2 separate regions of the Homo sapiens genome follow, and region 2 is linked to region 1. Evidence: read pairs that join two places in POLR2A ChIA-PET (ENCODE). Cell type or tissue: PC-3. All regions are shown on one strand. Each heading gives the region's core, and the rest is flanking DNA. Links, peaks and the distances in the headings are about the cores only. Region 1 has its middle 35 kb from the start of TENT5C-DT. Region 2 has its middle 22 kb from the start of MAN1A2.

Region 1 (15,302 bases), core at 4,783-12,782:
TAGGTAATGAGCAGAGGAGTGGAAGGATCACTAGGAGGGAACAGCATCTACCAAGGCTCCTGGGGTGTGCAGCAGCAGGTCAATGACAGCGACAGAGGCATGTGAGTGTGGGTGGGCTGAGAGAATGGGAAGGAGTGGGGAGCACAGAAAGCCAGAGCCTGGGAGGCCAGACCAGGCAGGGCCCTGGGCCTCACTCTTCCGAGGACAATGGAGAGGAAAGTTGTTGAGGGCTTTGAGTAGAGGGTTAGGAGCTCAGGCTTACATTTCCAAGAGGTCCCGCCCCTGGGTGATTCAGTGCTGAGAGCCAGCTGGCTCCAAGCTCTTCCAGCGCCACCCTGTTCAGCTGCTGAGAAGCTGGCACTACCCACAGGGGGCTTGGTGTCCTGCTGCCTGGGTCTCCAAACCATGGGCCTGGAGGGGCCTCATTGCGCGCGCGCGCACACACACACACACACACACACACACACACACACACACACACACACGGTCCAGCTGCAGTCACTCAGGGTAAATAGAATTTGTAGGGCTTGGGGACTTCCCTGCATGTGCAGGTGAGCTGAGGCCCCAGTATATTCCAGTAACCTGGAAACAGGGTGCAATCCTAGGTAGAGAGCTTGGCGGAAGTGCTTTCCCATTTCTTGCTGCAGCCCTCCTGGTCCTGGCCTGGTTGTTGGGCTAAGCCAGGAATCCACTAGTCTCTTAAAGGGCCAGCTCTCAGATTTTACTGTCTGAAAGCTTCCTATACCATCTCTGTGATATTGGAGTGCCCAGGATCTCTGTGACCACAGCAAACACACATTGGGTGGGCCCACACTGGCCTCCCAGCAACTCTGAAGATGGTAGGCAGAGGTCCCATCCCTGCCCCATGATTCAGAGGTGAGGACTTAGACTCTAGAGATTTGAATGACCACTGCTCAAGGCCTCAGCCTCAGCCAGGCACAGAGCTGAGCCCCAAAAATCCCAGACTCCACAGGCCACAAGGGAGATGATTGGACAACAGGGGCCTTTCCCCACCTTGCCCATCACTGTTGTAGGACATTTTGCTGTTGGGAAGGAGGAAGGGGGAAAAGGTAGCCCCAGATTCTTAGCAGGAGAATGACACTCTCCCCTCTATTCTGCACAATTAGACCTGAACAGCTTTTTGGAAACCTAGAAACCAGTGCCAACATCAGCTCAGGGAGAATCAGACCATCCCAGAAGGGCTGCCACACCAGGACAGTACCTGTGCTCCAGTTACCCATGGAGAGGCCAAGGGCAGATGGAGTCTCTGACTGTAGGGCTCCAGGGACAATTTCTTTACATAGCAACCCTTCTGTGGGCTCCAGGTTTTGTAGACTTTTTCACCACTGACTGCCAGGGAAGCCACGGCTCTGGGAGGCCACAAATGGAAGCAATGAGGGGCACCAAGAGTTGAAGGACAGACTAAAGTGAGCTTCCAGAGGGGAAAGGCTAAGGCAGCTGGAACTCTGGCTGTTATTAGACACACGTGGTCCTCCCTACCAGCACTGCCATGGCAGAAGGTAAGGGGGCCCTGAGTAACCATCTGTGCCTGTCTAATGAGGTGTCACTACCTCTCAGCAAGAACCTGGGGACTCCCATCAGCACCAGTCTGTCTTTCTTAATGTCCCACTCCCTTCTTAAGCATGAAGGTTCCCTGCCAAGACTCCAAACATGGAGCAAACGGGATGGATGAGGACAAGAGGAGGTGAAGGCCCTGGGACAGCTGCAGGCAAGAAGAGGGCCAAGGAGGCAGATGGGAGATCATGCTGGGGCAGGGCCTGTCCCAGGTGGGTGCCAGATGAATGGGGGCAAAGAGAGGAACAGCTCTCCAGTGGTCTCCAGGGATGGGGGCTGCTATGATGGACAAGCCTAACCTGCGACCACACTGTGCCCATGGAGGGTGGCCTGGGAAGACATAAACAGAGGCCCCACAGCCATACATCCACTGACCACTTGGGGGAAGGGGCCCATTCCAGGCCAGAGAGGCTCTCACTGGATGACGATTGACTGAGGTGAATGAGGTTCTGGGCCGGTGTGAGCCATTACCAGGTGTTCAGAAGACTCTGATCTAGCCCTGCCTCCACTCTGCTCTATCCCCACTCCTCCCCATCTCTGAGCTTCTCTCCAGAGCAATTAGGACTACCTCCCACCCCATTCCAACCCTAATCTGGCCTCAAATTGAAAGTCCCTTCCTGGGAGTCAAAATCGCCCGGTCATCTTCTTCCTCCTGCAGCTCTACTGGAATGGAGCTGGGACACCGTCCTCTGGGTGCCCCCCAACAGGGCAAGAGGCCAAGGAGGCTTGGTGTTGACCTTTGCTGTCTCAGACCAGCTGGGTGACGAGGGATTCTGCACACCCTCTCCTCTAACCACAGAACGGTGGGTGTAACACTCAACAGGTGTCCCAGAAAACTTCTTTTCCCAGAGCTCCAGAGAAAACATTTCTCTAGAAGAGGAACCTGAACTGGCAGGACCAGGAGCCCAAGCTTCCCAGGCTGGGCACAGATGCCCTCCCTGGTGGTTAATCTCCCATGCAGGGCCTGGGCGTAGCCCAGCTCTCCCCAACAGGGGCTCCACCCACCCCCACCCTGCCTTGACCGGGTCCCTGGGGGATGCAGGTCCTCAAAGAGGGCAAAGCTTACTGGCTGCCATGAAGCTGGGAAGGGGGAGGATGGGATGGCACTACCTTCCCCAGAATGCCAGCTTCCAGCTCACTCTCTTATTGGTGATTTCCACCCTGCTCTGCGCTCCTGACCTCACATCCCTGGATTGTCAGAACACAGCCTGCCCTGTGTCCAGACAGGAGGAGAGTGCACATCGAGGGCACTGGGAATGCTCTTCCAAACTCTCGTCCAGCTGTCTGCCCATATTTCCGCTAGAGTCTTCCTCTATATCAAGGGTCCCCATGTGGGGTGACCATGACTCCATTTCCAGTGGCCTGTGGCTGCAAGGCTCACGTGCTTGCAAGTGTGTGTGTGTGTGTGTATCTCTGTGTGTGTGTGTGTGTGTGTACAGAGAGACCTCTGACCTGGGTATCAGGCTACTCAGGTTTCTTGGCAGTCACCCCCAAGGCCCCAGTATCTCTGTGGGAGTCTAGGGAAGGGGGAAGCCTCTCTAAGGCCTTGCTGGTGGAAGCCTGGAAGAAAAGGAAATCTTTTCCTTCCTAGGCACAAATCAGAAGCTAGGTGAGAAAATGGAAAACTGCCTTCATTCCCATCCTACCCCTTACCTTTACCCTCCCCCAGGTTCCCAGCCCTAGCGAGCAGATGCAAGCCCCTGGGCAGATGGCTTGGGGGCAGGTTCTCAAGGTCTAAGAACCTGGGAATGGCCTGAGGCCTCCCTACGGCAGGCTCAGAGAAGTCCCCCCAGTACATGGACTAGTTTATATTTATTTATGTCAGTGTTTCCCAAATTTATTATCTCTAGGATGCTTTTTGATGTTTAGCACCTATTAGCCTAGGGCACTAGCTGCCACAGAACTCACAAGCAATCATTGTGCCAGAAAAATTTCCAACCTAGAAATGTCCTGTGTAGGGGATTCTCATTTCCCCACTTGGGGTCAAATGATCAAGGGCTTTGCATGCATACCTGCAGGGCTCTCACAGAATCAAAGTGCTTTTTTAAAGAGGTGTTTTTGGCTGTGCATCTGTAAAGCAGCTTTTGTGTTCCCTTATTCAACAAATATTTATTGAGCTCTTTTATTACCTTTCCCTTTGTTAAATAATTGCTTCCTATGTACTTTTCAGCTGGGTCCACAGGAAGCAAGCATTTCCCAGCAGGACCAATACATTCCCGAGCCTTGGGTCCTGGTCCCTTTACTTACTGTCCCCTTCACAAAGTTGGAGGAAAGTTCCAAATAAGTTGCCTTGGCCAAACACAGGGCCCAGCAAGACAAAGGCCCAGGCTGGTGAGAGTTGGGTGTGTGTGGGAAGGGAGGACAGACAGGCGGGAAAGCTGCAGGAGAAGGAGGATGGGGCTTAAGAGGCAGCCGAGGGAGCACCCTGTGATAGGAGGCCTGTGAGGAGGGAGGCAATCCTGCGGGGCATGGTGGGCCTGGCCATGACAGGAAACTCCACAGGGGCCCCGAAGGCTGATGGAGCTGGGTCCTAGCAAAGGCTGAGGGAGGAGAGGAGGGTGAATGGTTCTTTCTCTCTACTGGGCAGGGAGCTCCCAAGCTCAGTTCAGGTGTGAGCACCCTCCCGAGCAGAGGGCTAAGGAAGCAGAGGTGGTCAGGGAGGAACGGTGGAAGGGAAGGGTCCATGGGACATGACAGATACCAGTGGCTGCAGCGGCAGCAGGTGTTGAGGGTCCAAGCTGAGCCACACAGCAGCCACCAGCCTACAGAGGCTCCCAGAACCCCTTGCTGGTGACATCAGGCCTAAGCACCCTTTTACGTGGAATTGATAATGCCTGGCAGAGGTGGGCCTAACACAGTTCTCAAAAGATGAATCACCCAGGAACTGGTTGGAAATGCAGATTCCTGGGTACTACCTCAGACCTACTGAATTAGAAATCCAGGGGTGGGGCCCAGGCATCTGTGTTTTTCCAAGACCTCCAGGGGATTCCCGTGCACACTCAAGTTTAAAAACGACGAAACTGATGGAATCCCTGACATGACAACCCCTGCCCTAGCATCCTACCGAGGTCTGGGATCAGGGCAGGCTGAGGCCGTAAGGCTGGGCCTCTGAGAGCCAGACTGAGCAGAACTCAAGGCCACGGGAAGCTGGAGTAGTTTGCCTCTGTGAGTCACGCCCTCCCTGAAGGGAAACCCCACAGATGAAAGGAAGCTGTCCTGCTGGGTTTTGCAGCCTGGCTTCTTGGACCTGGATGGTGGAAGCAGTGCCTCATCCCCTCCACAGACCCACAGGCCCACAGCTGGCTGGGGCCTGGGGCAAAGCCGCACGCAGGGACATCCTTCCTAACTCCAGAAAATGGAATGCCTTATTCAAATGTCTGACAGTCCTACAGCACCTGCCACCATTCATTCATCTAACATTTGTCCCCTACCAACCATGCATCAATTAGTGTTAGACCCTGGATACACCACAGGTAATGAAGCAGTAGGGCCCCAGCTCTCATAGTGTAGTGTGGACTAGTGAAAAAAATGGTGCTGAGCTCTTTATTTATTTGTTTAGAGTCCGGGTCTCGCTCTGTCACCCAGGCTGGAGTGCAGTGGCAAGAAAAAGGCTTACTGTAGCCTCAACTTCCTGGGCTCAAGGGATCCTCCCGCCTCAGTCTCCCAAGTAGTTGGGACCACAGGCATGTGCCACCACATCTGGCTAATACACATATATTTTGTAGAGATGAGGTCTCACCATGTTGCCCAGGTTGGTCTTGAACCCCTGAACTCAAGTGATCGTCTCACCTCAGCCTCCCGAAGTGCTGGGGTTACAGGTGTGAGCCACTGCACCTGGCCTGAGCTCTTTATTGACCTATTTATTCATTTTTCTATCCATGCACATACCTGGCCTTTCCTCTCTCCATCCATCTTTTGGAGCATATGCTGTGCTCCCACCACACCGGGCTAGCACAGTGCTTTCTGCCATGCAGGGCCCAGGTCTCAGTGTTGCACATTGCTGCACCAGCAAAACAGGAAGTGAACATGACCAGCACACCACACCCCCCACAGCCCTGCGCAGGAGGGAGGAGAGCAGATGGGCATGGTTAGGCAGAAGCCAGAGGATCTTGGTGGCCACACTGATTCTTAGTCCTGGTCACTCTTGGTAGCACGGGGAAGAGGTACAAGGAAGAGGTACAAGGAATGTACCCTTTGCCGGATGCCAAGGAAAGGGATAAAAGCCACTTGCCATCTGCGTTTTATACTTTGTCTCATCCAGTGGACAACAGCACTTCATCAGATTGCCTCAGGTGCTGCCAAAGCTTCTTTCCAGTGCTGTTCTCAGCAGTGTTTACCAGGAACTCAAGACTGGTTGGCCTAGAGTATCTGTTGCCTATCAGCCAGACAGTAGAGCAGTGTAGTACGGTGGGTGGGTATGTGGCCCGTAGAGTCAGACTGACTAGAATCGGTCCGGATCCACCACCTGTTTACTAACTGCGTGACCTCAGACAAGCCACTTTCTGCATCTTATATAGTTTCCTCATTCCCACTATTAAAATGAGCATACTAATAAAGTCCACCTCCTAAGATTAATACCAGGATTACACTAATAAATATGCATAATTTATTAAGTAAATAATAAATGTTAGAATTTATCATTACTGGCAGGTTTGATGACAAGTCTTATATTTCTTACGTACAGGCTTGGCATTTTCATGTGGCAGATGACACCTCAGATCTCAGCACAGAGTCTCTGGCTTGAGACTTCCTGCAGGACTAACTCCCCCTTGACTTGTCTAACTGGCCAAGGAGCATCCATGGGAAGTTACCTGTGGATGTTCAGAGATCCACAGAATAGGCCCACAGAATTGACTATTCCAGATTACTTGCTACTGTACGTTTTAACAAGTTGAGGTTGGATAAGATCAGTCTTTGTGAGATCATCTGAACATATGAGAGAAAAAACAGAGCTAAGCCTGGTTTCCAATCCTCCTGCACGGTCATCTCCTGTATACCTCTCGTGGGAGTGTCGGGGCCTCAGCCTTTCTCTTCTGGAAAGCTGCTTGGCAGCACACAGGCAGCAGTAAATGAGTTCATGCCCTTTGACCTAGTAACTCCACTTCTAGGAATCTACCTCAAGGAAATAGGCATAGAGGTGCACAGAATTTTATGAGTTTGTCCACCGTAGCACTGTTTGTGTCTTAACATAGGAACAAATGTCAAATACAAGGGAAATGGTTAAAGGAGTTACATGTCTATGACAGAGTACTATATAGCCTTTAATAATCTCTTCAAAGACCAACAATGAACATAAAGTTTAATGGAAAGAAATCAGGCTATAAACCTACTAGCTTCTGTGCCTCCACTTGCTCCTCTGTGAAAGGGAGTGACCTCACCTCACTCAGAGGGTTGCTGTGAGCTTTACTGAGGCTGCCACTTGCAGTTGCAGGTCCTGTGTCCAGTGGAGCGCAGGTCACCAGGTAAGCACTCAATAAACCGGTTATATCAGTCCCCAGCAGCTCCCATGAAATAAGAACAAACCTTCCCACGTTAACAAGAAGGAACGTAAAGCTCAGAGTAGCTGATCAGGGGCCACACAGGTGGAAACAATGCTGTTCCAGCCTCAGAAAAAGTGGGTGTGGAGTGACTCTCCCAGACCACACCTCTCCCATCGTCACTGGCTAGAACGATACACCACACGGCAGAGCACCTGTCAGTTCTCAGAGCAGGTTCTCAGACGGTGTTGCCACAAACTCTCAGCAACCCAGTGACCCAGGCTGGGCAGATATTATTCACAGTGCCCAGCCTGACGGAAATGCATTCAAATCCACACACCACCACTTAGCAGCTGTGCGAGCCAAGGCAACTTGCCCTCACAGCACCTCAGATTCCATTTGTTGCTTTAACCTCTTCTTGGAGATGCTGCAAGAAGCAGGTATGAAGTGTTCTTTCAACTGCACAATGCAAAGTAGTGTTATGGGCCATGTTTTTCAGATAAGGAAACGAAGGCTTGAAGATGCTGGGAAGAAAGCTTTCTTAAGGTCCTGGGATTAGCCAGAGACAAAGTTGGGAAGGACCCAGCTCTTCCAAAGTCTTAATTTTTCTTTTCTTTTCTAAATAGCTTTATAAAATATAATTCACATTCCATAAAATTCACCCCTTCAAAGTACACAGTTTAGTTGTCTTTAGTATTATTTAGTATTTAGTAATTCACAGACTTGTGCAACCATCAGTGCGATGTAATTATAGAACATCTTTATACCCCAAAAGAAACCAGATGCCCATTAGCAGTCATTTCCATTTCCTCCCAATTCCTTCCACCCCAGGCAGCCATGAATCTTTCTATCCTTATAGATTTACTTAATCTGGACATTTCCTATAAATGGAATTAGACTATGTGATCTTTTGTGATCATTTAGCATTGTTTTCAAAGTTTGTTCAGGTTAGCATGAATCAGTGCTTCATTCTTTTTTATGGTTGAATAATATCCATTGTATAGATATTTTGCTATCTGTTCATCGGTTGATGGACATTTTGGTTGTATCTACCTCTTGACTATTATGAATAATGCTGTTATGAACATTCATAGACAAGTTTTGTACAGACATATGTTTTCAATTTTCTTGGCCATATACCCAGGAGTGGAAATGCTGGGTAATCTCTCTTTACTGTAATATTTCTCAGAACTTTTGACATGTTAATGTGCTTTTTCCAAACTTATTTGGCTGGGAAAATCTTTTTCCAAAAGAGCATCTCAGAAGACTTTGGAAAAGTCTGATTTAGTCCAACTCCCTCCCTTAGGGGAAACGGAAGCCCAGAAAGGTTCAGCAACCTGCCAAGATCACACAAGCAGGTGAGACGGGAAGCCATCACAGCACAGGAAGCCAGGAGAAGCTTGTGACTATTTGCACGGGAGAGAACTTCCTAAACATAAAGGATACTGAAGAAGTCATAAAAGAAAAGGAAGAGAAATATGGCTACATACACAAACATTTAAACTTCTGAACCTCAAGTGTATATAAACAAAATTAGCAAGCAAATGACAATGTTAAAATAGAACACCGCATCTGAGCCCTGGCTGCAAAGGAGAATCGTCCCAAGTCCAGTCTGATGCCCTGGCTTTACCTGCAGACATCGATTTAACTTTTAAAACCTCTCAGGTGATGCTGATGTGTATCTAGTAACAAAATTTAGAGGGTCTAATATTATATAACTAGCAGAGGAAGACATGTTAAACGATCAGTAAGAAAAGTCCTGTGCTCCAACAGTAAAATGGGCAAAAAAAAGCACATTTTTTGCCAGAGTTCTCCTTTATTAGGCAAGGCAAATGAAAAAAAGTTCAACTTCACTATTAACTAAGGAATGCAAATAATGCACATGGAATGCAAATAATGTACTTATTATTTATATATTATAATTTATATATCATTTATAATTATACATAATTTATATATTATATATTATAATGCAGGTATTATGCTGCACACAGCTGACATTTTCTTATTTAAGCCTCACAACAAGTCCATGATGTATTCCCATCCTACAGATGAGAAAACCGAAGCAGAGGAGCCAGCCCTAGGTCACACAGCCTGTAGGGGGCAGAGCCCCCAGAACTTAAGCCAAGACACCATGCTTACTTAATCTCCGCAATGGGGTGCCTTCTTACCACCAACACAGAAACGATCTCGAAAGCTAACTCTCCATGATGAGGAGGACACAGGGAACGGGGTGCTCTTGCCTGATACTGGTAGAATTTTTAATGGGTGCAATCTCTCTGGAAAACGACTTGGCAATATGTAGGACAAGTCTTAAAAGTGCTGATGTCCTTTGATCCAGGACTTCTATTGATCTATTCTGAGGATAAGTACAGATGAAGACATAGATTTATGTGCAGACATCTTCCCTTGAATGTGAAGGTGAAAGGATTTTTAAATTAATTTCCTTTCTAAACTAGCTTATGTTAAGTTCCTCAAGAGAAAGAGCTGTGAAGTGCTCTGGCCCAACATCACCTTCGATCCTCCAGATTCCTATATGGGCCAAGCAGCTGTTGGGCCTACCTGCTTCCCTGTTCCTGATGCAGCCCAGGCCAGGAATCGCTGCCTTAAGTCCAACCAAAATCTATTTCCTGGCCACTTCTAATCATTCTTTGGTTCTGGTTGGATATGGAACAAGCTTAATTCCTTTTCCTGGTGACTGATTTTCAACAAGTCAGCTATCAACATTTTGATTAGTTTCCTCTGAATAATACCATTTAGAAGGTATCCTTCTACAGCTTATTTAGCTCTAACCCCTACAACAACCAGGCAAAGTAGACTCCTAAACCAATTTCACAGGACAAGAAAACTGGGTTGGGGAGATCAGTAATTTGTCAAAGGTCACACACAGGTACATGGTGGAGGGATGTGGGAACCCAGGCCTGCCTGAGCTCAGGTTCTTTCTACACTTTCTTTCCCTGAAGAGGCTCCAGGTTTTCTGCCTTCTCTGCATGGACTGATGAATGCAGAGTGAAAGTGACTTCTCTTTCTCTTGTTCTGGGCTCCAATGTGGCCAAGGATCAAATAGGGCCAGTTTGGCTCCATGTCCCATTGAGCCCCCACACCCTGCACAGCTGCCAAGGGGGAGCCCTGGGCCTGCTGCCACCCAACCATGACTCGGGCATTGGGTTTTTATGTAGCTGGACCTGATTCATACTCGTCTTGTTAGAGTCACCATCACTCTGGCTAGACAAAACTTTTTGGACCCTGGTTCTGTCACCAACAAATGTTCTCCCTGCAGTCCAGCTTATTAGTCCATTGACAGGAACGTTTCTGAGAAGCAGTGCAGTGGTGCCAGGGACTCAGAACTCTGGAATCAGATTTGGGGGTGAATTCCAGCTCTGACACTTGGTAACATATGGCCTTGGGTAAAGGAGCGACGCACTTGGAATTTCAACTTTCTGTCCATAATGGAAATAGCGGCAGTACCTAGGACCCAAAGGTAGGGAGCATCATGAGCAGGGGGCAGTGACATGGCACAGGGAAGTGTAACAGGTGTCAGGCGGACAGTGCCAATATGAATGTGTGATCCCCACTGTGCGCTGAGACGGAAATTCTCAACTGCTTCTCTTCAATTCCATCTAAGTATGTCCCCTCCGGCCAGCCTGGGTCCCGTCCTCTAGGAGGGCATGGCTTTTGAGTGTCCCGGGCCATTGAAGAGGAGGCGTTGCCATGCAGGGTCAAGTCCGGAGGCGTGGAGGAACACCTCTCTTCCTGGAGGTCCAGGACACCACGGGATGCCAGGGGCTGTGCCAGTTCTTGGCACAGATTCCATGCACTATGAAGACTCCCCCCCAAGGGCAATGCCATGTCTATGGGAGGCTGTAGGTACCTGAGCAGAGCTGGACAGTGTCCTCCACACTGACTCCCTCTTCTTCCCAAAGACGCCTGGTCTGGGAGGCTCCACTGGACTCCATCTCTTCCTTCCACACTCCCCACCTCAACTTTACCCCCACCCTCAAGCCCACAAGGCAGGGTAATCCCAACCCCTCCTGGGGCAGAATAATTCCTTATCTGTTCTCTTTCCCACTGTGTATATGGACAAACAACAGCCTTAGTATCCAGAACAGTGTGTCACAAAACAGGTTCTCAGTAAATAGCTGTTGAATAAGTGAGTGTGATCAATTTGGATTAGCAAAAAATCTTTTTACCACTCAATGCTCCTTGATTTTATAAATTAAAAGCAATGACTTTCATAACTATTGCTCCTGAAAGGGAGACTTAAAAACCTCTTTTGGAAGTAAAAAATCTGCGTAATGACTTTCTTTCCTTTGTATTCCTGCTGTAACATCCCAATCCTCTTGAAAGCAATGGATGGCTCTGTCTGACCTTGGAGAAGGCACCATGCAAACATGGAAGCAGTGGGAGTGAAGGGAAAGCCCAAAACACAGCTCAATACGTACTCTTCCTGCACAACAGGTGTATGTTGTGTTAATATTACTATTTATCCAAGGATGCCAGGGGCAATGCCACCAACCCATCATTGAATACGTGAGGTGCCACCATCCAGTAGTTGTGAGTCCATCTCCAGCCCCGAGGTCCTGGAGGTCACAGTCCATGGCTTACACCTATCCCACTCCCCAGCACTTGGCCCAGGGGTGCTGTTTGGATCACTCCAGTTCATGGACATAAAATGTTTAATATTTTAAAAATATTATTCTTAAGTGACCCTTTGCCCATTGGATTCTGTGTCTGCTACCAGAGCGTGGTATCAAGGATTTGGCAGAGAAATGGAGGTCCCTGCTGCAGAGTCCTGTGGGAGAGTGAGGCAAGCCCTATGCTTGGAGGTATATGGCCTGCTTTCCAAGCTGTGTGACTTTTGGAAGTCACTTAATGTTCCCTGAGTCTCAGATTCTTCAGCTGCAATAATAGATTGAGTAACCAGGAACTTTTCTTAGCAAGGGGTCCTCCTGGCTTTGTCCTGATTCTGGTATTTCAGGGCCTGTGACAGGCCAGAGGGTAGGCAGATGGCACACACAGGCCTTCCCGGGGCTTCATCGCTTACTCTGCATGGGTCACATATGACCCAGATCTGGCAATCATATTCCACAGACAAAAAAATCAGACGACACTGTCTGGCCATGAGCCAGGACACTGGAAACCAGGTCTCAGGTGCCAAGCTTTTCCTGTGTCCATGAGCACTCCATGCAGCTCAACAGGATCCCCCAAAGGCAGTGTGGTCACTGCCCTTCCCCCTTCCCTGGCCTGCCTGAGCCCCAGCAGGGAGCACCTCTCTGCATTGACTGGACAGATGGCAGCTCCCCCCACTCCACCCCATGTTCCACTCTATCGCCAAGGTGATGCTGAGCACAGGTCTGTGAGAGCAGAAGGCAGGTGCCTGAGCTCTCGCAGGTCCATTAGTTGCTAAGTTGGAACTGCCTTGCAGCTGGGAGCCTGCGGGGCAAGCAGATACCCACGGGGCCTGGGGAGGGCATCTCCCTCGGAGCAGTCTTGGGGCCTCCATGTTTGCTGGCCTTGTTCTCTCCCCATGTGTGGTGGCTGCACCAGCTCACTTGGAGGTGCCCAGGGAACCCTGCAGGGGAAATGTGGGCAGGGAGACCCTCCCCACAGCTCCTGCAGCAGCTTCCAGAGGCAAGGAACATGGGCTTCTATAAAGCCATCCACTTTATAAAGCCAACACACTGCCCGTCCCCCAAACATCCCCTACTTGCCAGCCACAGGATCTAGAATTCACTTTTTGAGCATCTGCAATGTTCTGCAGACTCATCTAGGCTATAGAGAAACTGATTGTAGTCCCTCTAGCATGGAACTCACAGTCTAGCTGGGGCACTAACAAATAAAAAGAAAACATAATATGGAGCAACAAGAGCCATTTTAGGGGTATGTGTGGGCTTTTTGTTTTTCATCATGCCTGGGGTTGAACCAGGAAGGCTTCCTAGAGGAGGAGGCTGCCGCAGCCCTAGGTTGAGAAAAGCCAGGAGGCTGCGTCCAGTGGCTGTATCCTCACTTACTGAGGAGAATGCCCTCATTGATCAGTGATGTCGGTAACAGAAGAGAGGATTATGACAGCCCTTGTGCCGGATATCTGCTGACTCTGCCTTAGACCTTAGTATGAATGAGTACATCAGATTCTTTCTAAGGAAGTGACAAATGGAACTCATATTGTTTTGATTACAGCAAACATTTATTGATTATTTCTTAAATGTCAGGCATAACCATAGATGATTTCACAACAACCCTTGGAGGTAAGAACTATTTTTATCTCTATTTTCTAGATGAGGAAGTTGAAATCCAGAGAGGTTAAAGGACTTGCCCGTAACCACAGTGGTCAAATGTTAGTTCTGGAAGGAACTTCAGAAATCAACTGCTCTAAACCCTTCTTTGACAGATAAGGAAAGGAAGCCCTAGGAAGAGAGGCATTTTGCTCATGGCCATTCAGAGCTGGAAGGCTGATGGTGAGAGGAGAGAAAAGGTCAGCAGCTCAGCCGGTCTCAGGGAGGGGCCAGGGCTTGTCTGGGAGAATCAGGCATTTGTTTAGAGAGAGATGGTGAGTGAGTCTGTTGAAGCCCACGAATTGTCCCCAGTATCCATTCTCCCTTGTTTCATTTTAGTAATGAACATGGCTGAGTTTAAGATGGGCACACATCTGCCCCACTAGAAACTACATTTCCTAGGCTCCTTTGTGGGTGGGTGTGGTCATGTGACAAAGTGCAGGCTAAAAGACGTGAACAAAGACACCTCCGGGTCATCTTCCTAAAGACAAGTCATTGGCCTGCACACCTGGCTCCCCTTCCTGCTCTCTGGGAAATGGTGCCACTTGGGGAGCTGCCTTGGATACTTTTGGATGCAGAGATCCACTGCTGGGACCCACGGCTGATCCTTGAATAACCTCAAGGCGCAGAGCTGCCTACTCAAGAGAAAAGCACCTTTGAGGGTCTTACACGGGCAATTAAATTGGCCAATTGTACATCCAGCTCAGAAGTGATCTGTGCCACTGCTCCCCTGAGCTAGCTCCATGGACCCACCCAACCACAGGGGCAGAGAAATCTAATCCTGCCACATGCCTAGAAGGGGAAGGACTTTCGGTGAATAGCAATAATGATAATGGAGCTTACTCCACAGTTCTGCCTGGTGCCAGTCCAGTGAAGAGCTGCCCTCTCTTCCCTGAAGCCCAAAAGCCACAGTCCCTGGAGCCACAGCTCACCGCAATTGACCCATAGACAAGTCTGAAGGCAAAAGGCCTCTTAGATTCCCCTCATCACATACCCTGGCATGCTCCAGCAGCTCCAGGAAGAGTTCAAGGGTGTGTGCCCTGGCCTTTGCCTTCCTAGCACTCAACCAGGACCAGACACAGAGTAGAAGTTCAACCCCTAGGTGATGGATAGATGGGTGAATAGAAGGCGGGGTGGGCCAGTAAAGGAAATAATGGCAGAGTTCCTGGGGCCCGCACAAATCTCCCTCCTGAGGGAGGGCTTGCCTGAGGCATGGCCAGCTTCCTTACCTGGTCTAGATGCAGCTGAATTTGCAACTCTGGTTTCTTAGTCACATGTTTTGGATTATTCTAACTCAACGCTGCAAGCATTGACTGAGCACCTGCCAAGTGCTGGGGGCTTTTCTAGGCTCGTTGGGGCAACAGAAATGAACCAACCTCTTGCTGCAGCTCTTGACCAAGAAGGACTGAGACAAGTATCTAAGAAATGATCCACCCAAGGCAAAATAGCATAAATGCCACAAGACAGGAAGGAAGCATGTGCTTTGGGAGCACCAAGGAAGGAGCAGTGGTTTCTGCCTGCCAGAGGCGGGAGTGAGGGTGGGAAGCGGGTTAGGAAGATTCCCTGAAGAGGTGAAAAGTGAGCAGGGTCATGCATGATGAGTCCTCCTGCAAAAGTGCTTGGGTAGGAGGATTTCAGGTAAAGGGACCTGCTGGACAAAGCGTGAAGGCAGGCTCAGGAATGCCAGGCTGTGGGTCATGCTGGCTGAGCCCAGAGGGCAAGGACAGCTGTCTGGCAGATGATGAGTTCTCATTCCCAGCTGAGTAGCTTAGTGAGCGCAGATCCTCCCTTTGCCTTGAAACAGAGGAGCTAGGCAGCCCTCACTGCTCTCTGGCTGTTTACCTTGGAAAGCCATCTCTCTTTGGAGTTCAGGTCCTCGTCCATGAATGAGGGAACCAGAACTGTGTAGGCTGCCAAAAGCCACCACATGAGGAAGCTGTGTGTGGGAGGGGTGTGTTGTCTTTGGGGGCTCCGGTGC
Region 2 (15,302 bases), core at 3,040-11,039, 220 kb after region 1:
AAATAGGAACATTTTTACACTGTTGGTGGGACTGTAAACTAGTTCAACCATTGTGGAAGTCAGTGTGGCAATTCCTCAGGGATCTAGAACTAGAAATACCATTTGACCCAGCCATCCCATTACTGGGTATATACCCAAAGGACTGTAAATCATGCTGCTATAAAGACACATGCACACGTATGTTTATTGTGGCACTATTCACAATAGCAAAGACCTGGAACCAACCCAAATGTCCAACAATGATAGACTGGATTAAGAAAATGTGTCACATATACACCATGGAATACTATGCAGCCATAAAAAATGATGAGTTCATGTCCTTTGTAGGGACATGGATGAAATTGGAAATCATCATTCTCAGTAAACTATCGCAAGGACAAAAAAACAAACACCGCATGTTCTCACTCATAGATGGCAATTGAACAATGAGAACACATGGACACAAGAAGGGGAACATCACACTCTGGGGACTGTTGTGGGGTGGGGGGAGGGGGAAGGGATAGCATTAGGAGATATACCTAATGCTAAATGATGAGTTAATGGGTGCAGCACAGCAGCATGGCACATGTATACATATGCAACTAACCTGCACATTGTGCACATGTACCCTAAAAGTTATAGTATAATAATAATAATAAAAAAAAGAAAAGAAACAATAGTGAAATAAAAAAAATAAAAAAAAAAAGAATTCACCCAGAACAGAGTTTAGAAAAATAAAGGGATTTTTAAATGTGAAAGAAAAGTTCAGATTCCTGGGGTTAGATTGAGTGGCTCCAACATATGTGTAATAGAAGTTCTGGAAGGAAACACTGAAAGGAAGAGTAGAGAAGAAAAAGAAATGGCTGGCCAGGTGCGGTGGCTCAGGCCTATAATCCCAGCACTTTGGGAGGCTGAGGCGGGTGGATCACCAGTTTGAAACCAGCCTGACCAACATGGTAAAAAACCCTCTCTACTAAAAATACACAGAATTAGCTGGGCATGGTGGCTTGAACCCAGGAGACGGAGGTTGCATTGAGCCGAGATCATGCCATTGCACTCCAGCCTGGGCGACAAAAGTGAAATTCCGTCTTAAAAAAAAAACAAAGGAAGAGAGAATTGGCTGAGGTTTTCTAATGAAAACATCAGAACATCACGTGTACTGAGCACACAGATAAAGATAAACTAACACTTTTGTCACATTATAGTGAAAGTACAGAACAAAAAAGATAAAGATAAAATCACAAGTTACCAAAGGGAAAAAATACTGATTATCTACGAAGGAACTATAACTAGATTCCTCAAAAGCAACAATAGAAACAAGAAGACAACTAAATGATAGAAGTGCTGAATGAAACACTATCAACCAAGAAATTGATTTCCAGATAAACTACCATTTAAGGGAGAGGACAAAACAGATATTTTCAATCATGAAAGACTAAGGGAGCTTACTGCCAACAGACTGATGCCCAAAGAACTGCTAAAGAAAAATAAGCCCAGAGGGAAAACATATAAGAGATACTTGTGAGGGAAGAAATTAAAATATGTGGTAGAATTAAAAATAATAACCACTTTTTGTTTAAAAAAATAACAAGAGGGAAGGAAGTGTAAAATGGGTAAAGTAAGCTAAGGACTTTGTCATATTTGTTTGGAAGAGGGCTAGAAATAATTACTTTGTCTGAATACTTTGGTTTTTGTTTTGTTTTGTTTTTTTTGTTTTGTTTTGTTTTGTTTTTTAGAGACAAGATCTCACTATGTTGCCCACACTGGCTCGGAACTCCTGGGCTCAAGGGGTCCTCTGCCTCAGCCTCCAAAGTAGCTGGGATTACAGGAACATGCCACACTGTGCGTAGCTTCTCTGAATACTTTGTACTTAAGATAGTTTATATTAATAAAATATCATCTAGAGCTTCTAAATAAGCAGAGAGGAAAGAGTGGCCAAGTGTTGGGGAGATCCGATATAGAAAACTGATAACTTAACGGAAAGCAGAAAAAGTTTTAAAAAATTAAGTTATAGGCCAGGCGCAGTGGCTCACGCCTGTAATCCCAGCACTTTGGGAGGCGGAGGCGGGTGAATCACGAGGTCAGGAGATCAAGATCACCCTGGCTAACATGGTGAAACCCTGTCTCTACTAAAAATACAAAAAAAAAGTTAGCCGGGCGTGGTGGCAGGTGCCTGTAGTCCCAGCTACTTGAGAGGCTGAGGCAGGAGAATGGTGTGAACCCGGGAGGCGGAGCCTGCAGTGAGCTGAGATTGTGCCACTGCACTCCAGCCTGGGCAACAGAGCAAGACTCCATCTCAAAAAATAAAAAATAAAAGTTATAGCAAAGAAAACAAATATACGAACAAAGTAGAATTAATTTCAAATCTGTATTAATAAGCACAATAACTAAACAGACTTGAATTACTTTTAAAAGACAGAGATTATCAGCTTGGCTTAAAGCACCACAAAATTAGGCCAGGTGTGGTGGCTCACACCTGGAATCCCAGCACTTTGGGAGGCTGAGACAGGTAGATCACTTGAGCCCAGGAATTCAAGAGCAGCCTGGGCAACATGGCAAAAACCCATCTCCACAAACAATACGAAAGTTAGCCTGGTGTGGTGGCACACACCTGTAGTTCCAGCTACTTGGGAGGCTGAATGAGAGAATCACTTGAGCCCAGGAGGTTGAGGCTGCCACTGTACTCCAGCCTGGGAGACAGAGCAAGACCCTGTCTCAAAAAAAAAAAACCCCACAAAACTAAACAAAAAGACTTAATATGAGAGAATAAAAAGAGATGAGTTATCGAAATACACACAAAAAGAAAGCTGATGAAACATTACTAATATCAGACAAAAAATAGTCTTTTAAATCAAATGTATTAATAGAAATAGAGGGTCACTACCAAGAAGTTTAAGGTACCTAACAATACAGCTTTCCATTATAGAAAACAAAACCTCTAGAATTACCAAGATAAATTGACAAGCCCACCATATGAATGAGAGATTTTAACAATCAGAAACAGCTAGATCAAGCAGACAAAAAGCACGTAATAGTGAATTGAATCATATAGGGCCTGAAAGAGGCCACATTAAGTAGTTGGGTTTTATTTTGAGAGCAGTAGGAAGCCATTAAAGGGTTTTTAAGCAGAGGAATGATTAGATCAGATATGCATTTTTAGAAGAGTCACTCTGGCTGTAAAATGGAAAAGGACTTCAGGGTGGTCAGACTACATAAAGGCAGAGAAACCCGTTAGAAAACTTCCTGTCATCTAGCATGGAAATATTAATGGCCTGAACTATAGCAGTATTATTGGCAAAGAAAGAGCAGGCATTTAAAGAAGCATTCAGATAATGTAGTTGATTGGATGGCAGCAGAGGGGATCAAAGATAACATACGTAGTTCTCCCCTAGACAACTTGATACATGGCATTGTGGAGGAAAAGCACATGTGGTGGGTAGGGGAGAGAAGAAGATATTGCTTCCCTTGTTTTTGATTAGAGCACTTAACTGCTAGTCCCTCAATTCTGACATTCAAACTTGTTCATTAAAAAGTTAAATTATATTCAGTACACAAGGAGTATGTAAATCAATTTTTAAAAATATCTATCTAAAAGCATTCTATTTTAAACTACTGATGCTTAGGGGATTTTTCAGTAATCTAGAGGAAATCACACCTTAAGAATGTCAGAAGCATGTACGTTCTAAATACTTTTTCAAGTAACAATGATAGTTCTTTATGATTAGATTTTTATTGCAGTTTTTTTTTTTTTAATGGAGTCTCACTTTGTCACCTAGGCTGGACAGTGGTACCATCTCAGCTCATTGCAACCTCTGCCTCCTGGGTTCAAGCGATTCTCCTGCCTCAGCCTCCTGAGTAGCTGGGATTAAAGGTGCCCACCACCCCGCCTGGCTAATTTTTGTATTTTTAGTAGAGACAGGGTTTCACCGTGTTGGCCAGGCTGGTCTCAAACTCCTGACCTCAGGTGATCCACCTACCTCGCCCTCCCAAAGTGCTGGGATTAACAGGCATGAGCCTCCGCACCTGGCCAGCTTTTCTTACTTTCCTATACATAATGGATTTTCAAACACTCCTAAATGCTTAACTACTGAGGTAATAAACCAGCCATGACTGCTTTCCTTTGTGTACAGCTGCTGTTAGGATCAAGTAAATCCAATCTGTTGACCTGTGATTTCTTACAGTCACAGATTTCATAGCACATACATTCCCTTCTTTTTCTTAGTTGCTATTAATTACTTTAAACTAATGTTTGAGTTTACAATGTGTGTTTATCCTTCAGAAGTGATTTTGCATTGACTGGAGTTAGGGAGTTGGGTACATATTATACATCCAAACTGAGGTTACTTATAAATGCTGGAAATTAAGGAGCTATTATTCCAAAGGTACTTTACTTATTATCTTCCAGCATGAAGAAGGTTTAAAGGACTTACAGATTTCTAATTATTAATTTTAAGGTTTTGTATTTATTTTATAGCAATTCCAAAATGCAAATGAGATATAGATTTTAAAGTTCCAAATGTGTTGTGCAACTGCAGCCTATTAGGCTAAAAAGTTGAGTAAAGTTTTAGCCTGTAATGCAGAACAGGACTGCTCAAATAGCCACAAAACCTTTTGGTTTGGTTTAATTCCCATTAAAGGGAATTTGTTTGGAAGTCTGCAGACTGGAAGTTTCCTGGTAGTAATAGAGCTATAATGAGATGTTTGACTCTAGTAATGCCTCTTGAATGATGATAAAGATGTGTTTTGAAAAGACAAAATCTTTTTGTATCTGACTTTTAATGTTAACACTTAGTCGAGGACTGATATTGCATTAAATTTCACACACAGAGTCCACTATTTGTTATGAACCATTATCATATAATTTTGCTCCAGATCATATTGCTTCTTCAATTGCAGCCCTTTCCATTGAAGGGTGGTGCAAGCGAAATAGCAAGGTGGGCTCTTCTCCTTTAGTGACAATCGTTAGATTTTGTCACCCAACCCAAAACATCGTTTCATTCTCATCTGCTACATAGGCATCACTCCCTTAATGGAGACTTACTAAAAACACAGAGGTGCTGCTATCAAGATGTTGTAGTTTTCTTCTTCTCTATAATGTAAGCTGAAAGAGCAGGTGCACTATGCTTCTCTGGTATTTTTCAAAATTATAATCACTTAATGGTTTTAAACAGCACGGACAAAATTAGGCCAAGAGAATTAAATTATAGTTCTTTACCTTTCCAGTTGAGCCAGAAATGTATTACAGTTGAGTTGTTTTTGTTTTTATGTTTTTTGGTAATTTTTCCTTCTAATCTTCATGCTTCCTAGAAATGTATATGCAAGAAAGGAAGGAAGGAGGAGAGTGATGCACCAGTGGATGTGAATAATACACAAGATTTACACACACTAAGACAGATTCATCAAGATTCAAAGATAGAATCAGCATCCAACAGGAAAAAAAAATTATTGCATTTCCTCAGAAGCAATGTTAGTCATAATAACATAACATATAACACAATAACAAGTAACTTAGGAAGATCTTTTAGTGCTTTCTCTTATTTTTCAGCAAGATATTCACGAGGTCCCCACAAGATGATGACTATCTTTTTTTCTATCAATTTAGGTAAAACAAAGACTCCTCAAATGTCTGTCTTGCTATTTCATACAAAGTTGTTTTCTACATCTAAACCAAACCTCTCTTCTGCCTTAACTTCTCTATCTACTGATTTCTGTAGGCAACAGGGAAATGGGTTAGTCACAGCGGCTCCTGGGCATCAGGTTCACTTAGGGTAATGTAATAGTAGAAGAAGAAATTAATTCTACTGTATATATAAAAGCAGAGCTGGGGACTCCAAGGTAACCAATCAAACTATGCAAGGCATAAAGATAGAAAAAGGAATATTGGGGAGCAATCTAAATGCAACCTGTAGGGAAGATGAACCAAGGGGCACAGAGCTGAGAGTCAATTATGGGTGAGGGACACAGAGAGAACTAACTTAAGCCAGGTCATAACTTCCTATAAAAGATGGGTCTCTTGATGATGCTGAGGCTGGGAACTATAGACCCCCAAATATGCTTATTTCTAATTAAATTACCAAATAGGAAGCAATTAAATCCCAAGACTTCATGGAAGCATTCATTCATTCTACTAATTTAATTTGTTATCATTATCATTATTGATGTCACGCATTCTTTACCTTTCACAGGCAGGTAAAAGACCTCCATCCAATTAACCCATTCCAGGGGTTCTCAGTGCTATCTGTGTATCATAATCACCCATGGAGTTTGTTTTGTTTTGTTTTGCTTTTAAATCTGCATGCCTCAGCTTCTTCCCTAAGCTACTAAATTAGGATCTCCTGGGGTAGCACCTGGTCATATAATGAACCCTAAGGTGCTTCATTAGGAACAAAAGACTGCCACAGTGTCACTGCCATTCACCTTTGGCTGAGCCTTTATGGAGCTCTCTCTGCAGGGGAGCCAGGATTCAGGCTTGGGAGAAAAACAAACAAAACAATCCACCTACAGGCAGTGACTCCACTGCCGTGATAGATCACAAGGTTTGAGTGGGGTGCCTTTGCTTACTGCTCCATTGAAGGTAACCAGCTTTACAACATCTGGTTGTTTGGCAAAGGGATAGAGGTAATGAGTCAAAAGCACTGGGGGCGGATGTGGTAGGTTTATTTCTGAGATTGCCCATAAATGGTCTTGATTCATATGTACCAGAGAACAGAACTGTGGCTTTATCTTTCATAATTTATGTAAATGATTTCCATGAACTTTTAAAAGTTCTAAATTTTCAGCAATGATGGGAGGAGAGGTATGGTCTGGGGTAGAGGACTACGAATAAGAGCACAGACTCTAGGCCCACACTGCTCTGAGAGTAAGTGCTGACTGTAGTACCTACTTGCTGCGTGAGCATAGATATCTTAAATTCTTTGTGCTTCAATTTCCTCATCTGCAGCATTAGGAGTAATTGCTCCTACCTGATAGGATTATTATGAAGACATAATGAGTCTGGACCTCACCAGCTCAAGAAAATAGTCTGGCACAAAAGTGTTAGGTGTACAGAGCCAAATGATGTTATTAGGAGAGATATTTTAACCCCTCTGGGACACCAGGATCCCACAGTGGACCTCCATATGCATCTACACATACACATATGCTATGTCTTTTTTTTTTTTTTTTTTTTTTTGAGAAGGAGTCTTGCTCTGTCGCCCAGGCTGGAGTGCAGTGGCACAATCTCGGCTCACTGCAACCTCTGCCTCCTGGGTTCAAGCGATCCTTCTGCCTCAGCCTCCAGAGTAGCTGGGACTACAGGCACCCACCACCATGCCCGGGTATGTTTTGTGTTTTTAGTAGAGACGGAGTTTCACCATATTGGCCAGTCGGGTCTCGGCTATGTCTTACTTGATGTGTTGGGACCCAGTCAGAGCTGCCCCTCAGCTCACGTTGGGGCACAGGAACATGAAACAAACCTGGAGGAGCCTTAAGTCCCACTCCTTTTTGGAAAACTCTAATCAGAGAAATGAACATCATCATCCCCAGAGCTTATTATTACTGCTTTGCAAAATATTCGAGAGTCTGACAGCACAATTCCTCAAATAAATTCAAATTCAACCTAACACTCCCCAGACAGACATAGTGGGTTTCTGCGCTGAGAGACCACAGTATTCTGCCTGTGCCCTTATTTATCACATAACACTTAGCACTATAGCAAACTCCTTGCGCTTCCCCCAAAGTGCCTTGCTCTTTTGTACCCCTGGGCCTTTGCAGAGGCTGTTCTTTCTGCCTGGGATGACTGTGTCACCCCACACCCTCTACATTGTGACATGGAGTTGCAATTGCCTACGTGCTTCTCAGCCTTCCACTCAGCCTTGCTAGCCTCACAGGCTAGCAGCTCTGTGAGGTCCAGGATGGGGTCGGTGTCACTGACCTTTATCCCCTCAGCACCTAGTACAGTGAACAACACATAAGAGGCAATCCAAAAATATCTGAGGAGCAAATAGGTAGATAGCTCTAACTATTGATGGATTAGGACTCTGCCACTTGAAGCTGTTAACTTAAAACAGGCTACTTCTCTGATCCTCAGTAAAGTAGAGCTAAAATAACTGTCTTGTAGGTTTTTGTAACGACCAAAATAGTATGAGTAAAGCAGCTGGCAGAGTTAGCGTTAATAGTCAGTACATGTTTTATAAAGCAGCATAGCCAAGTGCAACCAAACCTTTCAATTTCCTAATTGTGTCCCTTTTCTTATTTAATAAAAATGGATGTTACAACTATAATTGTAGCTATCAAAACCCCAGAAAACAGGGGAGACAGGATGAAAGGTCAGTGGTTACTGCTCTGCAATGCTCTCAGGTAGACATTTATTAATACTGATTGATATTCATTAGACAACTTATAGAGACCAGGCAGAGCATAAAGGGAAAATCCCCAACTGATAGCTCAGCCTGCCTTCATGCCAGCTCCTCCACACAGAAATTAACCCAACACAAAAATCAACATTTGCAGGACCAAAGTAAAAGATATAATTTAAAGTCCAGCTGCACGTGCCTATCTACTTGCTGAAGGAAGAACTTAGGCACAAGGACAAAATAACTGTCAGTCTCATCCCAGATGCCATTTAAAAAACCCATATCTATTTGCTTTTTTTTTATTTTTTTATTTTTTTATTTAAGACAGGGTCTTGCTCTGCTGCCCATACTGGAGTGCAGTGGCATGATCACGGCTCACTGCAGCCTCAACCTCCACAGCTCAAGCGATCCTCCCACCTCACACCCCCAAGTACCTGGGACTACAGGCTCATGCCACCACATCTGGCTAATTAAAAAAAAATTTTTTTTTGGTTGGCATGGGGTCTCACTATATTATCCAGGTCTCAAACTCCTGGGCTCAAGCAATCCTCCTGCCTTGGCCTCCCAGAGTCCTAGAATTACAGGTGTGAGCAACTGTACCTGGCTTCTACTTGCTTGTGATGATAATATTTAACATTATTTTATGCCAGGCAATTTATATACATTGTCTCTTTGGATTTTCAGAACATAGTTATTTCCATTCTAGAGAGAAGGAAACTTGGGGCTGTCACAGAAACTGTAGAGTTCTAGAAATATGCCCACAATCAATTGGTCAGTAGGAAACCAGCTTGCCTAGCCATACAGCCTGAACTCATAACCACTGCACTGAACTCACCTCCCAAGATGCCAGCCTTCTCTCCCACTGGCAAGGCAGGTCTGCCCCCTCTCTGCCCTCCAGCTTCCCATCATTCTGACTCTCATTCTGAAGTCTGGTTTCCTGAGGTTGAGCTCCTCTAGTCCCTGAGTTAAGCAGCATCTCTCTCAGTCTGATTAATCCGGGTGATATTTACTGCTGGCTCACAAGACATCTGGACTGTAGGGAACCAGGCCCTTGCCCTTCTCGCAGTGAAGACAATGCAGTGATTACATGGCAGGATCACACAGGGTGTCCCCATCTCTGCTTATTTAGGCACCCAGGCCCCAGCGAGCCCCCTCACTAAGGAAGCACAGCCACTCAGGAGATGCAAGAGACTACTAACTGGCAATATGAGCTTACGGTGGGAAAGAGAGCCAGGAATAAGGCAGGTTATTAGGGGCATGTGTTCACTGCATTGGGGCTAAATGATGTGGATTCTGTTAGGTAGCAAGCTGCCACTTCCATTCCAGTTGCGCTTGTATCTTTCTCACTTTGAAGTGCGGCCTCTCTCCATCTCCCACCTGTGAGGAAAGGTGCTCTGGGCTTTAAATTGCAAATAATGGATATCTTGTACTGCAGAAAATACCAGTAGTCCTAATTAAGAGACCTTAGAACATCACAACAATCTTATTTCCTCATACCACATCCAAAACATGTTTAAAAGGATACTACTCTCTGGAATGACAAAATTATAAAGTTTACACCCATTTGAATGCTATTTTTTAAAAAATGAGCATAATGAGGTCTATTCTCTAAGTGTTGACCATTTATTCTCCACACACTCCCTCCACCACTGCCCTAGTCCCTCACAGATAAGAGGATGAAGAATGGCCATATAGTGTTGTTTAGAATACTCTCAAACCCGCATTTGGTACTGATTCGGCAGGTGGAATGTTTATTTACTAAGAAAACCCTGTTTCACTCCAATACATTCCCTTGGTTCTATTTCCTAGAATGAGCAGGAGAAAATGAAAAATAAAATATCACTGCATTTCCCATTTTCATTTTTCTGCATGAGGTTAGCAGAGAAGAGAATCTGCTTTTCAAAGCAATTGCATCTGTGGCAACTGGTTGGAGTCTGAGACTGTCGGTCCCCAGCTGGTCTCAAGGTAGTCACTGAAGCAGTGAGCTGTGCCTAAGACCTTTGCCTGATTTAGCTGTTATTCTAGAGAGAAAACCCACACAAGAAAAGATCACGGAAGAGGCACTGGCAGCAGATTTTTTCAGGGAAGAGGATGGTGATGGGAATGGGGTTGCAGAGATTGAGGATTTTAATCACAGATTTTTTTCCTAAAGAATTTTGCGGTGGCAAAATGAGCTAGAAGATAGGTTGGTATTGATATTGCTAGATCCAAGAGGTAATAGAAACATGTCCCTCACCCTCTCCTACACACATACCCACCTCCCTCCAACACCCAGCTATTTCTGCCCTAGGTTTTGCTTTCGCTTTGGAGGAATATTTTTCTTATGTCAGGTGTATAAATATAACTATGAAACACTGCCTGTTTCTCTCATCCCACAGTGAAGCTACCTTCATGCTGAAACAAAAGAAAACTTGATTATTGTGTTTATTACTCCCAAAGGTATATTAAGATTAGTTGCTGAATTTAGTATTTTTTTTTGAGTCTTCATAAAAATAAGCCCCATTTAGCCAGGATACAGCTCTTAATTGAAGTAAATCCTATCTTGCCTAAAGTAATGAAAGACAAGTGAGTCCATAAGTTTGACTTCCCCTATTTAAAATTCTTCTGTATCCACAAAGTGTACATAAATCTTTATGGAATGACCTATTAACTGCCTGCTGCTGGGACCAAGCTTTGGACTTTGTTTCAGTTATAAAATAAGGTCACTCTGCTTTTGGTAAAAATTGATGTAGCTGCTTTGATAATTAAAACCTACGGAGTCGTGAAGAGCTGATATATTTAAACCTCTAAAAAATAATGTAGAAGCTATAAAATTGCAAAAGGAGAAGGCATAAAGGTCCCCTATGGCTGCTCATCAGATTAAATATTAGTAATAGGGTATTTATGTCACTCTTTAATAAAAAATTTCCAGGAAATTTTTGAAAACTTTAAATTCAAGTCCTGAACCACCTCTCAGCTGGCTCCATTATATAAGATCACCTACAGAGGGGGCTACATTTCTGAGGGTATCATTTAAATAAATACATAACATAAATTCACTGATGCTGCCAGTTGAGGAGCCAAGACTCAAAGTGAATCATCCTGGCCCTTAATGTGGGTTTTTACCCATAGATGTATCTACACCTTGCAAGCTCGTATGCCCCAACCCACTATGTGGGTTCTATCTTTTTTTCTGCTGTAATTAGAGCAAGTAGCTTCTGGCTTAAGTGTGAGAAATCCACCTCAGGAAGCGCTACCTAAAAATGAAATCCAACAAATGCTTGGGCAAGTTAATTAATCTTTTTGTGTCTCAATTTCTTCCTTTCTAGAATGGGACAGATGAAGATAATAAGTACAGGTAATAATGAAATTGATCATGATAATGATAGGCATCTTGTATCAATACATGTCACTTTTTTCCTTGCCCGCTCCTCAACATTTGTCTCCTAGTCTCCCTCCATGCCTATCATTTAATCTCGTGATTGTAGTGCGTCATCCCATGTAATTCTGCCTACAGGAAGAGAGTATACTGGTGGTACCAGCAACTGCATTCTTTCCGGTTCACATGGCAGTAATGCTTCTGACAACAAACAAACCAGCTTACTGGTTTAGAATTCAGTCTCCTATGGGTTTGATCAGAGTACTTCGGTTGACTTGGATTGCAACATTCTGGGACATTGACAAGCTAGGGACAGATCATATAACCTGGGGACTTCATGAAGTAAGGTCACCTGTGAGGTTTCTGAGGCCATAGTCAGCCTCTTCTCCCCTGACAACACACACTAGCTTCAACACATGCTCATTTTAAATGTCAGCCTCACTTACTGGCTGTGTGGGCTTGAGCAAGTCATTTAATCTTGCTGAGCCTGTTAACTCCTCTGTAAAGTCTACTTGCCTTACGGAGTCATGGTGAAGGTCAGTGGGGATGTGAGAATACTCTATAGACTGTAACATACTATATAAATGTAAAATATTATTCTAAAATTATTTTACATTAAAATCTAGCAAGTCTTATCATCAGTATGGTTCCCACTTCATTCTGTCAATGTGAGAACAAAAGAAAATTGAAAGGATTCAAAATTCAGAAAACCACATTTGTAACAGTACTTGAGAAACACTGTCTTGAAGCTTAAAAATACATTTATAAAGTTTATATTAGATACATTAATTATGTTATTACATGTTGATGTTTTTTATGCCCATGCGACTGTTAACAATCCAGACAGTGGAATGTTTACACCAATGAAACAGTTTTATGTTAATTAGCGTATGTGTAGCTTCTGGTGTGATCTGAACACAGCTTTCACCTTGAGCTTTATTGGTCTTCTATTTATTTACCTTGCCCCAATCATTAACAATTATTTTCTGAGGCATAAATGGCAACTATAGGAGCCCCAAGTGACCCATCTTTACTTTGCCGTAAACTAGATTATATAGAGGAATAGCTAAAAGCACTGAATACCAATGCCTTGGGTTTAGAATTTTATCACTCTCTCTGGCCACCGAACCTACCAGTTATAAATTACCTTTTATTGCCTTCTAGAAAAACAAATTAAGTACTGGGCAATTTAAATTCTACATGCAAAACAGCTATCTGAGAAGTAAAACTCAGCTGGACAAATGCGCATTTTTTAAATCATGGGCAAATGAAGAATATGTTTGTTTGAAAGTAGCTGAAATGCCTGACTCTCAGTCGGTCCTGTTCCTGCCACCAGCAGGTTCAGTTGTGTAATGATCTCATGATGCACACACGGAAGTGTCAGCCATTTCTCTCACACCTCCCCCATTTTCCCTCAAGAACAGAGGGCAGGGAGTAAACAGCTGATGTGGCCTACAGACTTAGCCCATGTGCTTATTTGGATAGCTTTCTGCATTTCTGTTCATGCTTATCTTGATTGGATGTGATGTCACTTCATATCCACTTTCAGTCTTTAATTAGCTTTGCTTCTTCCTTTTGTGAGCTGTCTTTGCTTACTTTCAAACATTGAGTTTATCCTCTCACCTTCTTTTATGTTTTGCCTTATGTTTGTGTATCTTTTGCTCCTGCCGTGTTGCTGCTTCTTAATTTTCCTAATCTGCTTTTTAGAGTTTTTAAATACCTTTTTTTCTCTGAGTTCCCATCTTATTTTCACTCCATTCCAGGTGGATGAGGTTTACATCACTCTAAGAGGGTCAAGAACTGTGTTTCCCACCGTATACAGAACACAAATCATGATTTGAGCCTAACTGACACTGGAGACGATTATCAGTGATACCCAGACAACAACATTAAATGGCATTGAATCACATAGTGAGAGAGTTATTCCCTTTCCACTTCTATCACACTCCTGCTCATTATTCCAAGGAGAAAGTTTCCATTTGGTCCTTGTATGGTCTATCACTTGCTAATCTCCCTTTTTAAAAGAGAGAAAAGGCCTCAGGCTGAGAGCCTTTGGCTTGTAATGGTATCTAGCTAGGGTTTTACAACACTGTTTTGGTTTTTATTATGTAAGTACTTGTTTTTATTGTTACCTCCTATTTATGGCAAATGATATTGGTTTTCTTTTACAGTCATGATATGAAGTTTCTTCCTTAAAAAAGTATATGTAAGTTTAAAATACTCACCAATTTAAGGAAAAACATTAAATACAAGGATGTGGCCAAAATCTTGAAGGTGGTAGTACTAGAACGTCAGAAGTTTGGGAAGTACCAGCCTGGAATCACTCCATCAACTTTGTTTTCGGTTTGTTTGTTTTTGAGACAATGTTTCATTCTCTCACCCAGGCTGGAGTGCAATGTTAAACTCACTGCAACCTCCGCCTCCTGGGTTCAAGCCATTCTCATGCCTCAGCCTCCCAAGTAGCTGGGATTACAGGTGTGCACCACCACGCCTGAGTAATGTTTGCATTTTTAGTAGAGATGGGGTTTTGCCATGTTGGCTGGGCTTATCTTGAACTCCTGACTTCAAGCAATCCACCCACCTCAGCCTCCCAAAGTGCTGGAACTACAGGTGTGAGACACCATGCCCCACCCCCTCCAACAGCTTTTGTTATCTTCCTATTGCTTTATAGCATTATATGTTATTTTAAAGCATACTTGCTAATAACATCTAGGCCTAGAGACAACTCATTCCACTTCCAAATTTTTCCAGTTGAAATTATACACAGATTATTTCATGGTCTTTTTTTATTCCCTTCAGTCATCATAAGGTTTTCACAGTCTCCTCAAAGAGACACTGATAATCAGTGATTGTCCATCAGGTTAATATTCTGGGGCAGGTATCGTGTACACTGATCTGGTTTAATTCATCTATTTAGAGTGCTAAAATGTACACCACTTTTTTCACCCATTTTTCCCCCCACTGCCATGAAGAGAAGGCATACAGGCCGTGAGACTTCAAAACTTTGTCATTTATCAATTAGGAATTAGTTCAGGTGATCTCATTTACCCAAGCAATACAATCTTTGCAAACTTTTCCCCTAGAGGGAAAAGGATCATGCAGCTCTGTTTTATGTTGTTTCCCTGAAGACCACTTAGTCTCATTGACAGAAAGGGAACATTTGTTTTTAGGGAATTATATTCCCCTTAATCTCTTTTTTCACCTAGCAGTGGAATGCTCTAATACTTCTAAGTTTACTCTTGGGGACCCAGTAGATGCCTTTGGGTCCTTCACAAGCCTATCTCCTGTAGGCTTTGGGCTGTAGGGGTGGGTGAAGAGAATGTCCAGATCTCTGTGATACCAACATGCTGCCCATAGTGTGGAGGAAGTACTTGTAATAAACTGGAGTAGGTTCTTATTCATGCAGCTCCTCCTTGTGTGTCCGGAATTTATTCCTTCCGGTGGGGTTTTGGTCTCGCTGACTTCAAGAATGAAGCTGCGGACCCTTGTGGTGAGTGTTACAGCTCTTAAAGATGGTGTGTCCGGAGTTTGTTCCTTCAGATGTTCAGATGTGTCCAGAGTTTCTTCCTTCTGGTGGGTTTGTGGTCTTGCTGACTTCAGGAATGAAGCCGCAAACCCTTGCGGTGAGTGTT

What was found. Peaks named below come from ENCODE experiments on the same cell type or tissue, not always from the same donor. Only the 100,000 strongest peaks of a DNase experiment are listed, where the experiment ranks them.
Region 2: POLR2A ChIA-PET joins it to region 1 with 5 read pairs; 2 of 35 experiments call an interaction of 5 or more read pairs at or near these places.

Annotation. Positions count from the first base shown.
Region 1 is chr1:117,563,048-117,578,349 of GRCh38, reverse strand. No RefSeq gene overlaps it. Among named protein-coding and RNA genes, the nearest start is that of TENT5C-DT, 35 kb to the left of the region's middle. RefSeq lists a silencer at 15,185-15,302. In PC-3, for the core only: no CTCF peak of the experiment used is centred there; a DNase peak (open chromatin) is centred at 7,109; H3K4me3 peaks cover 1,173 bases; H3K27ac peaks cover 1,592 bases.
Region 2 is chr1:117,337,901-117,353,202 of GRCh38, reverse strand. No RefSeq gene overlaps it. Among named protein-coding and RNA genes, the nearest start is that of MAN1A2, 22 kb to the left of the region's middle. In PC-3, for the core only: no CTCF peak of the experiment used is centred there; a DNase peak (open chromatin) is centred at 6,572; H3K27ac peaks cover 730 bases.